Regions from separate parts of the Homo sapiens genome. Here region 1 is linked to region 2. Evidence: read pairs that join two places in POLR2A ChIA-PET (ENCODE). Cell type or tissue: GM12878. All regions are shown on one strand. Each heading gives the region's core, and the rest is flanking DNA. Links, peaks and the distances in the headings are about the cores only.

Region 1 (4,450 bases), core at 346-4,345, 210 kb after region 2:
TTTTGCCCCATGCTGTTTCCTTGTTCCTCCTGTTCAAGCTACTTTTTAAAAATGGACTTTGCTTGTTCTTCCTGCTCAAGCTACTTTATAAAAATGGACTGTTCCCGCCATGCCTGGCAGAGCTCCTGTCTATTTTGTGGACTAGATGATGTTCAGTTTATGAACTAAGAAAAGCTGGTTTGATAGTTTGATCTTTAAAACTCCATTTGTTAAAATTTTGTTCTTTGACAGGAGTAAGAAGCAAAGACGGGTGTGGGCATGTGACTAGAGGGTCCTGAGGAGCAGAAGATGAGTTGCATGTGCTACGATCGCCTGTTTGACTTGCAAAGCACATGGCTCTCACTAACATCAGTAGAATCTGAATCCATGGAACAGATCTTTGTCAATTACTATTGTTATTAGTTTTCCTTTTTATCTGATAGTTCAGATTCTGTACCCTCTTCAGGTTTCCAGAAGATTTCTTTTCCTGTAAATCTTGATGAGAGGCAAAACTTGCTTCCCACTGTAGAAGTGGAAGGCTCATTTCCCAGTCTCCCTTGCAGTTGGGGTTCAGAATATGACTGAGCTCTTCCTGGCAGATGCACCCTTCTAGTAGTGCAAAGAAGCTGTGAGGAGGAGGAACATTTCTGGAGGTTGGCGGCAGTACTGCCAACAATGTGGACTTTCTAGTGACAACAGTGGCTGAGGAGCACCAGATGTGGAGTGATGGTGACTTCAGGGGTGAGCTGTGACGTCCAGCATTATCCTCACTAGATGGGCTCTGGAGCAAGATTTTAGCTGTGGTCCTGGCTGCTGCCAGGCCTCATTTGTCCCTGTTCAATTTCTAAGCCTGGTTTTGAAGTCTGTGAAATACACAATACCCTTTTATTAAATGCTTTTTCTGCTGAAATCAACCACATCTGTTTGAGTTGTTTGCAATTATAAAGCCCTGACTAATACAACTGGTGATACAAATTTTTTTTTTATGGTGATGGCTAGAACTGCCAGCTGTCTGCCAATGTTCTCCTTTTTGTCCTTTTGTAACATAATTCTGTATTTCAGCTGTATCCCTGGCAGCATCCGTGTCCTGATCTTTATATATATATATAATATATTGTATATTATATATCTAAAGCTATATAATATATATTATATATCTAAAGCTATATAATATATATTATATATATAAAGCTATATAATATATATTATATATATAAAGCTATATAATATAATATATAAAAAGATATATATTATATTAAGTTATATACATATAATATATAAAGATCAATTAAGATTATATATGCTAATATATTAATATATTCTTATATATTTATATATGCTTATATAGTTATATATGCTAATTGTATTATCTGAGTCTTTTCTGAATCAGTTTCAGCTGATTTTTCTTCTCCTTATGTGTTGTATTTCTCAGCTTTTTTTGCATGCCTGGTAATTTTTGGTGGGATGTTAGCCATTGTGGATTTTATCTTGTTAGGTGCTGAATAATGGTGTATTCCTATAAGTATTCTTGGGTTTTGTTATAAGATTCAGTTAAGTTACTTGGTGTATTAGTCTTCTAATGCTGCTGTAACAAATTACCCAAATTTAGTAGCTTAAAACAATAGAAATTTATTATTTCACAGTACTAGAGACCAGAAGTCTGAAAGCAAAGTGTCATCAGGGGACCCCATAGAGGTTTTAGAAGAGAATTCATTCCTGACCTCTTCTAGCTTCTGGTAGTGCCTTGGCCACGTCACTCCAATGTGCCTCTGTCTTTGTAGCACCTTCTCCTCTGCGTACATCTAATCTCCTCCTGCCTCACTCTTATGATGACACTTGTGGTGGCATCAAGGGCCCAGCCAGATAATCCAGGATGTTATTCTCATGTCAAGATCCTTAAGGTAATCACATCAGTAAAGACTCTTTTTTCAAATAAGGTGACATTTATAGGTTCCAGGGATTAAAATCCAATGTCTTTGGGCCACCATTCAGCCCATTGCCCTTGGAAATAAATTGATCCTTTCAGGTCTTGTTTTCAGCTTTGTTAGGTGGGACAAGAGCACTGAAGAGTGATATTTGTCAAGCACCAACTGTTAGAATTGGGGGTACCACAGAATCTAAGGGTGATATTAATGCTATACATGCTCAGGAAATTGAGGAATTGCAAATCCTGCCCTAAATCACCCACTTTTGAAAAGCCCTTTGAGAGAGAGATGCATACAAATTATAAAACAGACAAAGTGACACTTCGTTTTCAGGATGGTTTGGATCCCACATGGAATGTAGAATCCAGGGAGATAGGTTGAACCCATGGACACCTCCTTTTGTTCCATGGATGACAGGCCTGAGGAGAGATATCACTGTCAATTTCTGCACTAAGATCCAGAAATATTGAATTAAGGAAAGGCTTACTTTGAGGCCTTGAATAGAGCTAGTCTGGGCTGTCCACATAGGTACTCAGGCCAGGGCTGTGGCCCTGGAGAATGGTGTTTGAGGAGTGAAAGAGATTACAGTTCTTTCTGGCTGTCAGGAGCAATCCCTAGGCCACCTCATGTCATCATTCTCAGAAATTAAATAGAAAAGGGAGGCCACAAGAAGAGGGGGTTGACTGCACCCACCTCTTGGCTCCTAGACACAGGGAATTAGCTGAAGCTTTGCAGAGGAAGAGAAGGATGCAGAAGCCAGCCTCCTGGTTAGGCACAGGACCTTGTTCTCAGCACACTGATGTCCCCCTGGGTGTGAATGGCTGATACACGTTCTTAAGGCCATCCAACCTCAGAAGAGGAGGGAGAGGGCAGTAGAAAGGAGGAAGGAGTATGGAGCTCCCCCTGGAGGAGTGCTGGCTGAAGCATACTGGATTGTTCTAAATTCACTTTCCTAATCTTCCTCTGTACCTGTTTCACAAGCAATGAAACTGAGGCTTAAAGAAGCTAAGGACTTTGGGAGACAGTGTGGTATAGAAGAATCGTGGACCTTGGAGTCAAACAAACCAAGAGTTCTTTAGCCAGCTACTGACTATATGATTTAGCTAAACTATTTTCATGTGCTATTGTAAAAATAAAGTGAAATCATATTGCATATGCAACACTACCATCAAGTCTGGCATACAGTAGGTGTGCTGTAATCTTAGTTATTTTTCCTTTCTTTGTCCAAGGTCACAGAGTCAGTCCACAGCTGGAGGAGCTGAGGTTCAGACTTATATCTTTCTGAGCTACAACCCCAGGCGCTCTCCCCTCAGTGATGCCTTTCTCTCAGCTTCCCCTGAATATTAAACCTAGGTTCCCTTCTCAAAGGCCTTTCCCAGCTAAGCTGGTTAATCTTCATATCCAAGAAACAAGAAGATGGTTGCTAAACAACCCCTTTTTAGGGCTAGAGTGCCTTCCCTTCCCTAAAGTGTATTCACTCTCACCTCCGGAGAAATATAAACACGCCTTGGTGAGGGGCTGGAACTCGAAGCTGGCCAGGCTTGCCCTTTCCCAGTGATTCTTCAGGCTCACAAGGGAAACCCTTGAAGGGAATCCCTCTGGGCAGCAAAGTCCATCCCTTTTATGGACAGATTCTCCTGCTGCCGCATAGCAAACCCTGAGCAAATTTTTGGCATGCAAGAGGCCCCACATCTTTTTGTCTAAAAGGCAAATATGCTTCTCTGAATTCATAACAGCAGCTCAGTTTTAAAATATTTTTCAGATCCCATTGAACGCCTCCTCTATCCAGGCTTTTCTCAGACTCAATAAACAGTAGGATTCTAAAGCCAAGAGAATCCCCCTACTTCCAACATGATTTTGTCCAACTGGCTACCTCTAAACTAGGCTTTCTCAACCTCAGCACTATGGACATTTGGAACAGGTGCATTCTTTGCATTGTGGAACATTCAGTAGCATCCGTGGCTTCCACTCATTATGTACCAGTAGCACCATCCCAGACTGCCCCCAAAATTGTGACAGTCAGAAATATTTCCAGACATGCCACATGTTCTCTAAGAGACAAAATCACCCCCACTTGAGAACACTGCTTTAAACAGACCTGGAATGAGGTTTAAAACTGGTTTTGAGCTTGCAGTTTTCTGCAAAAAAAAAAAAAAAAAAAAAAAAAAAAGTTACCTTTTCTACTGTACTTGACAGCTTGAGTCATTAGTGAATCAAATGGGAATATTGGGGGTATTGAGTATGGCTGGATTTAAGGGTGCCAAGAGCAGTGGTATATAGCATGATATTGAGCACTACCTTATTTCTAACTCAATTAATGTCAGGACAAGAGGACCAGGGTAGGGCTCTGAGCCATACTAACCCTAAACTACCCAGAAGATAGACAGAATTTTCCTAAGGGATTAAAAATCCTAGGCCAAGATGCAGAAACTGCAGAGAAACTTCAGATTACCCTAAATGCCCTTTACATATGTGATCTCATTTAATCTGTGATATGCCTCGAGGAGGTATAACAGTTATATCTTTTTACGCAAGAACTGAAACTC
Region 2 (4,450 bases), core at 197-4,196:
CAGGAGTTAAAGATACCTTCAGTGCAATGCAGGCTTAGTGACAGAGAATTTGCTCTGGAAAGGTGAATGTGAAAGCATCTCTTTTTTTCTTTTTTTAGGAGTGGTGGTGGTGGTGTGGTGGTGATTAGGTACAGTGCTTTCAATGCAGTCTTGCAGACAGAAAAAAAATCTTTCTCAAAGCTTACAAACATTTCCCCCCTACTATTTCCACCCTTCCTCAGGCCACATGAATTTGTGTCACCCAGATAATAAAGAAGCAGCATGTATGCTCTTAATTACCAGTCAAATATAAATCAATACTACCCTAAATTAATGGCTTTCTGCAAGTCTACATTAAGCTGAGGTCTACATGTTGGCAAATCAGGGTTTTGACTTTTTTTTTTAAGGAAAGTTTCCAACCAGTTCCTTTCCCCCTCTTTATTACCAGTTAATTTCCAGGGGTTTGTTTTTGCCTTTTTGTTGTTGTTGTTGTTTTTGTTGTTGAGATGGAGTCTCTCCCTGTTGCCCAGTGGAGTGCAGTGGCACAATCTCAGCTCATTGCAACCTCTGCCTCCCAGGTTCAAGTGATTCTCCTGCCTCAGCCTCCTGAGTAGCTGGGATTACAGACATGTGCCGGTACACCCAGCTAATTTTGTATTTTTAGTAGAGATGGGGTTTCACCATGTTGGCCAGGATGGTCTCGATCTCCTGACCTTGTGATCCACCCACCTCAGCCTCCCAAAGTGCTGGGATTACAGGTGTGAGCCACTGTACCCAGCCTGTTTTTGCCTTCTTAAGATGAAATGTCTGACCATTATTCTTCATGTCTCTTTCCCACCCCAGCTTTTATCATTTTTTTAATTCAACGTCAAACCCATGAGTGAGGTAAGGAGTTATGGGCCTCTTGCCTCATGCAGACCTATGGATAGAGGAAAGATAATTAAAAGAACGAGTTTAGATGCAAGCACAGAATCAGAAGCCAACACACCACCACCACATTTATCATCTTTGGATTAATTCTTTTTTTGGGTATTCATAACAATCAAGCACAGAGCAATTAATTTCTCTCTGTCTTCTGGACAGCCAAATTTACTGGCTGTCCCAGTAAATTTGGTTGATTGAATATTCAGCCATCAATCAATTGCTGCATGCTTGTGTATCGCTATGGCCTGAAAAAATGAACAGCTTGCCAAATGATCAAGCATGTGAGCTATATGCATGTGGCCTCAGTCCCAAATCAGATGTGCATTACATTTCTCACAAGTCACAGGCATCACACATTTGGTGCAAAATGTTTACTGTACCTGTTTCTTTAGGACAGCTGTCTGAAGTTTATCTTCTTGTGCTTTCTTTTCATTTACCCATTTCCCTTCTATTTTCTGTTCTACCTTTTCCCCTTTTATCTTTGTCTCTTGCATGGCATGTTTTTTCTCTTCTAGCTGCTTGTTACGTTTCTGCTCTTCTACCTTAGCCTTCTCTTCCTCCTCTGCCCTGGCCCTTTGCCTCTCCTCTGCTGCCCTTTTCTCTTCCTCTTTTATCCTCTGCCTCTCCTCTGCTGCCCTTTTCTCTTCCTCCTTTATCCTCTGCCTCTCCTCTGCTGCCCTTTTCTCTTCCTCCTTTATCCTCTGCCTCTCCTCTGCTGCCCTTTTCTCTTCCTCCCTCATCCTTTCCCTCTCTTCTGCCTCTCTCCTTTCTCTTTCTTGGGCAGCTGCTTTTTCTTCTGCTTCAATTCTTGCTCGTTCATCTGCTATCTTTTTGTCTTGCTCGGCTTTAATTCTTTCTCTTTCTTCTGCTTCCAACCTTGCCCTCTCTGCCTCAGCTCTTTCCTTGTCTTCCTCTTCCATCTTTTCATGATGGGAAATCTCATCTGAACCTTGTTCCCTCTCCTCCTCTTGTTTAGGCTCTTCTGAACTGATCTGCCCATTTTTTAATGACATTACCACTGTTTCCTCCTGGCTTTCAGTTGTTTTCTCTTCCACCATCACCTCTACCTGATTTTCTCCAATGCTCCCTCGCTTTGGCTTCTCCTCTTCCTCCTCCTCCTTTTCCTTGTCTTCTTTCTTGTTTTCTTCAGCATCCCTCCAATCATTCTTCTGGTAGGACTTGGTGACTGTTTCTGTTTCCTCTATCTCGTATCTTTCTTGGCGACTTTCACTTTTTTCTTCCTTCTCGGTAGTTTCATTTTCTGCTGTGTCATTTTGCATTCTTCTGCTTGGGAGCGACAGACTTGCATCTGTTATTGTTGGGTCGAACTCCTTCTGCCGCTCCAGAGCCTCCTGAAGGCGTTTTTGGCGTCTTTCCTCACGCCGAGCCAGGCGCTCCAGGAATGCGGCCTCATCATCCCCTTCCACTTGAGTGTTTGTGGTGGTTGTCTTGGCCTCCTCGTCAGGCACACTGTACAACAGAAAGAACAACACCAAAGACAGCTTGCTCATTCATCAGTCAGCAGCATTCATACAGCCTGTGCTACCCAGGACTACAGCAGATGCCAGTAGTGCCAAGCTTGCCCATATCCCCAGTACGTTACCATTTTAGTACACGCCTGCCTGGCTTTCAGCTGACAGCATTTGCAAGCCTTTCTCTGGGGACTGGAGTCTACTCAACATGCCAGAAGTGCTTTCGGTATTAATGTCCCCTGGGAGCAGTTTTCAAACAAAAATTGATAGCCTGAGTGTTTAGATACCTCAGCACCCCTCACTTTTTGAGTGGGATAACTCCGAGGTGTGTATTCCACACTGGATCTCAGAGTTTCCCAGTGGAGTGAAGCTCCAGATACCCACAGTGGTGATGTGCTTGGTCATGCAACGTTTATTTGGTGGCCTTCCCTTTTCTGTCTTACCTTCCCACACCTCCACCAGTGTTTCCTAGCATCACCTTACAAATAAACGACTTGCAGTCAAATCGTTGTTTCTGGACTTGCTTCTTGGGGAATTCAAACTTAAGGATCAAACTGAAATAATAAGTGAATTCCTTCCATGTCATGTAGTATTCTCCCATGTCATCAAGTCATCTAGAATTCCTGATCTGGATTGGAGGCTCCCAAGGTACTTTGAGAGGAAGAAAATGTACATTACAGTGTTGAGATTCCACACTCACGCCAGTGACCCCAATGGAAGAGACATCTAAGTGTCCCTTACAATTCCTGCTCCTCCTTCCATAGTTGGGGGGAGTGATCACCACTCAAGGATTAAATTTGCACCCTCTCCCTTCTTTGCACCTAGGCGGGCCATGTGACCAATAACTGCCAATGAAATGTAAACAGAAGTGTCCAACCAAGGCAATGAACAAACAGAGGTGCACTCCCTGTCTTCTCTATCTCTGTCTGTTGGTAGATCAGGGAGCACCAAGCCCTAGGGATTGAGAGTCACAAGAGAAAAGAAGACAGGTGGCTGGTTCTACCAACTAGACAGAAATATGCATAATGGTAAGTGTTACTGCACTAAACTTAAAATTTGGGGGCACTAATCGTTATAGCAGCCAGCGTTACCCTAACTAATGTATACACAATCTACCTTCTTTGTCAAGATTTCCATGAATAAAGGGTTTCTTGTCCATCTTTTCTACAGTGGAAAAAGGGCAGTTAAATTTGACATTTATTTTAAAAAGGAAAGAAAATCTCCAAAAGTTAAACTGTTGTCCATCACCTCCCTCACTACTGCAGGATGCTGGACACTGTCCAAGCCAGGGTGTTGGTTTCTATTTGCAGGAAACAACCAGTCATGTGATACCAGAACTGTGACCAGAGTTGGAAGAATTTGTCTTGCAATGTTTAGAAACTCCATCAAATTTCATAGTTCAGACCAAACTTGGCCCTTTCAACGTTCAAATTCACTTAATTTTGGAAAAAACACATTTCATATTTAACAATGAAAATGGCAGAGTAAAAACTAGCTTTAAAACTTTCTTGGCCTTTACTTTTGCTTCAGGATATTGCCTCCATGAAATTAGACATATAAGGATTAAATGTCCCTACAAATGCAAAAAATTTATAATTTAAGGGGAAGTCTATAGAGGGGCCATTTGGATCAATTGAATTCTAATAATTTTTAAAAGGCACCAAAATTCCAAAGTGCTAGCCAGATTAAAGTACTCTTATGCTAAGAAACCAACAAACTGTATTGAACATTTCTTTGCCTATTTATAAATCATGACCACAATTATCAGTAGATATCAAATGCCAGTTAGAGTTGTTTAGCCCCAAGAAGACTTATTCTTCTTGTGGCTAACTAATATGTCAGAGATAAATCACACATTCTCAGACCTCAATATGATTTTCTAAAAAAAAAAAGAATTTGATTTCAATTAATAGCATGAAATAATGAATAACAGCCAAATATCCGAAGAGAAGCACAAGGAAAAGCAAGATTTTAAAAGCAAGAAAACTACAGATCACCAGTAATTTTTAAAGCTCCTGTTGACCACTCATTAATAACAAGATTCAGGAAAGGCATCAAAATGCCATTTTTAAAAC

What was found. Peaks named below come from ENCODE experiments on the same cell type or tissue, not always from the same donor. Only the 100,000 strongest peaks of a DNase experiment are listed, where the experiment ranks them.
Region 1: POLR2A ChIA-PET joins it to region 2 with 6 read pairs; 4 of 35 experiments call an interaction of 5 or more read pairs at or near these places.

Annotation. Positions count from the first base shown.
Region 1 is chr7:134,723,159-134,727,608 of GRCh38, reverse strand. The region is part of intron 1 of LOC124901750 (a long non-coding RNA gene); the gene reads left to right. It also overlaps a transcript of CALD1 not described here. Among named protein-coding and RNA genes, the nearest start is that of CALD1, 54 kb to the left of the region's middle. In GM12878, for the core only: a CTCF peak has its summit at 2,803 (motif pointing left); a DNase peak (open chromatin) is centred at 2,788; H3K27me3 peaks cover 200 bases.
Region 2 is chr7:134,930,911-134,935,360 of GRCh38, reverse strand. CALD1 (caldesmon 1) reads right to left here. Exons shown (of 15, transcript NM_033138.4): 5 at 1,284-2,373. Among named protein-coding and RNA genes, the nearest start is that of AGBL3, 53 kb to the left of the region's middle. In GM12878, for the core only: no CTCF peak of the experiment used is centred there; DNase peaks (open chromatin) are centred at 2,132 and 2,580; H3K4me3 peaks cover 950 bases; H3K27ac peaks cover 393 bases.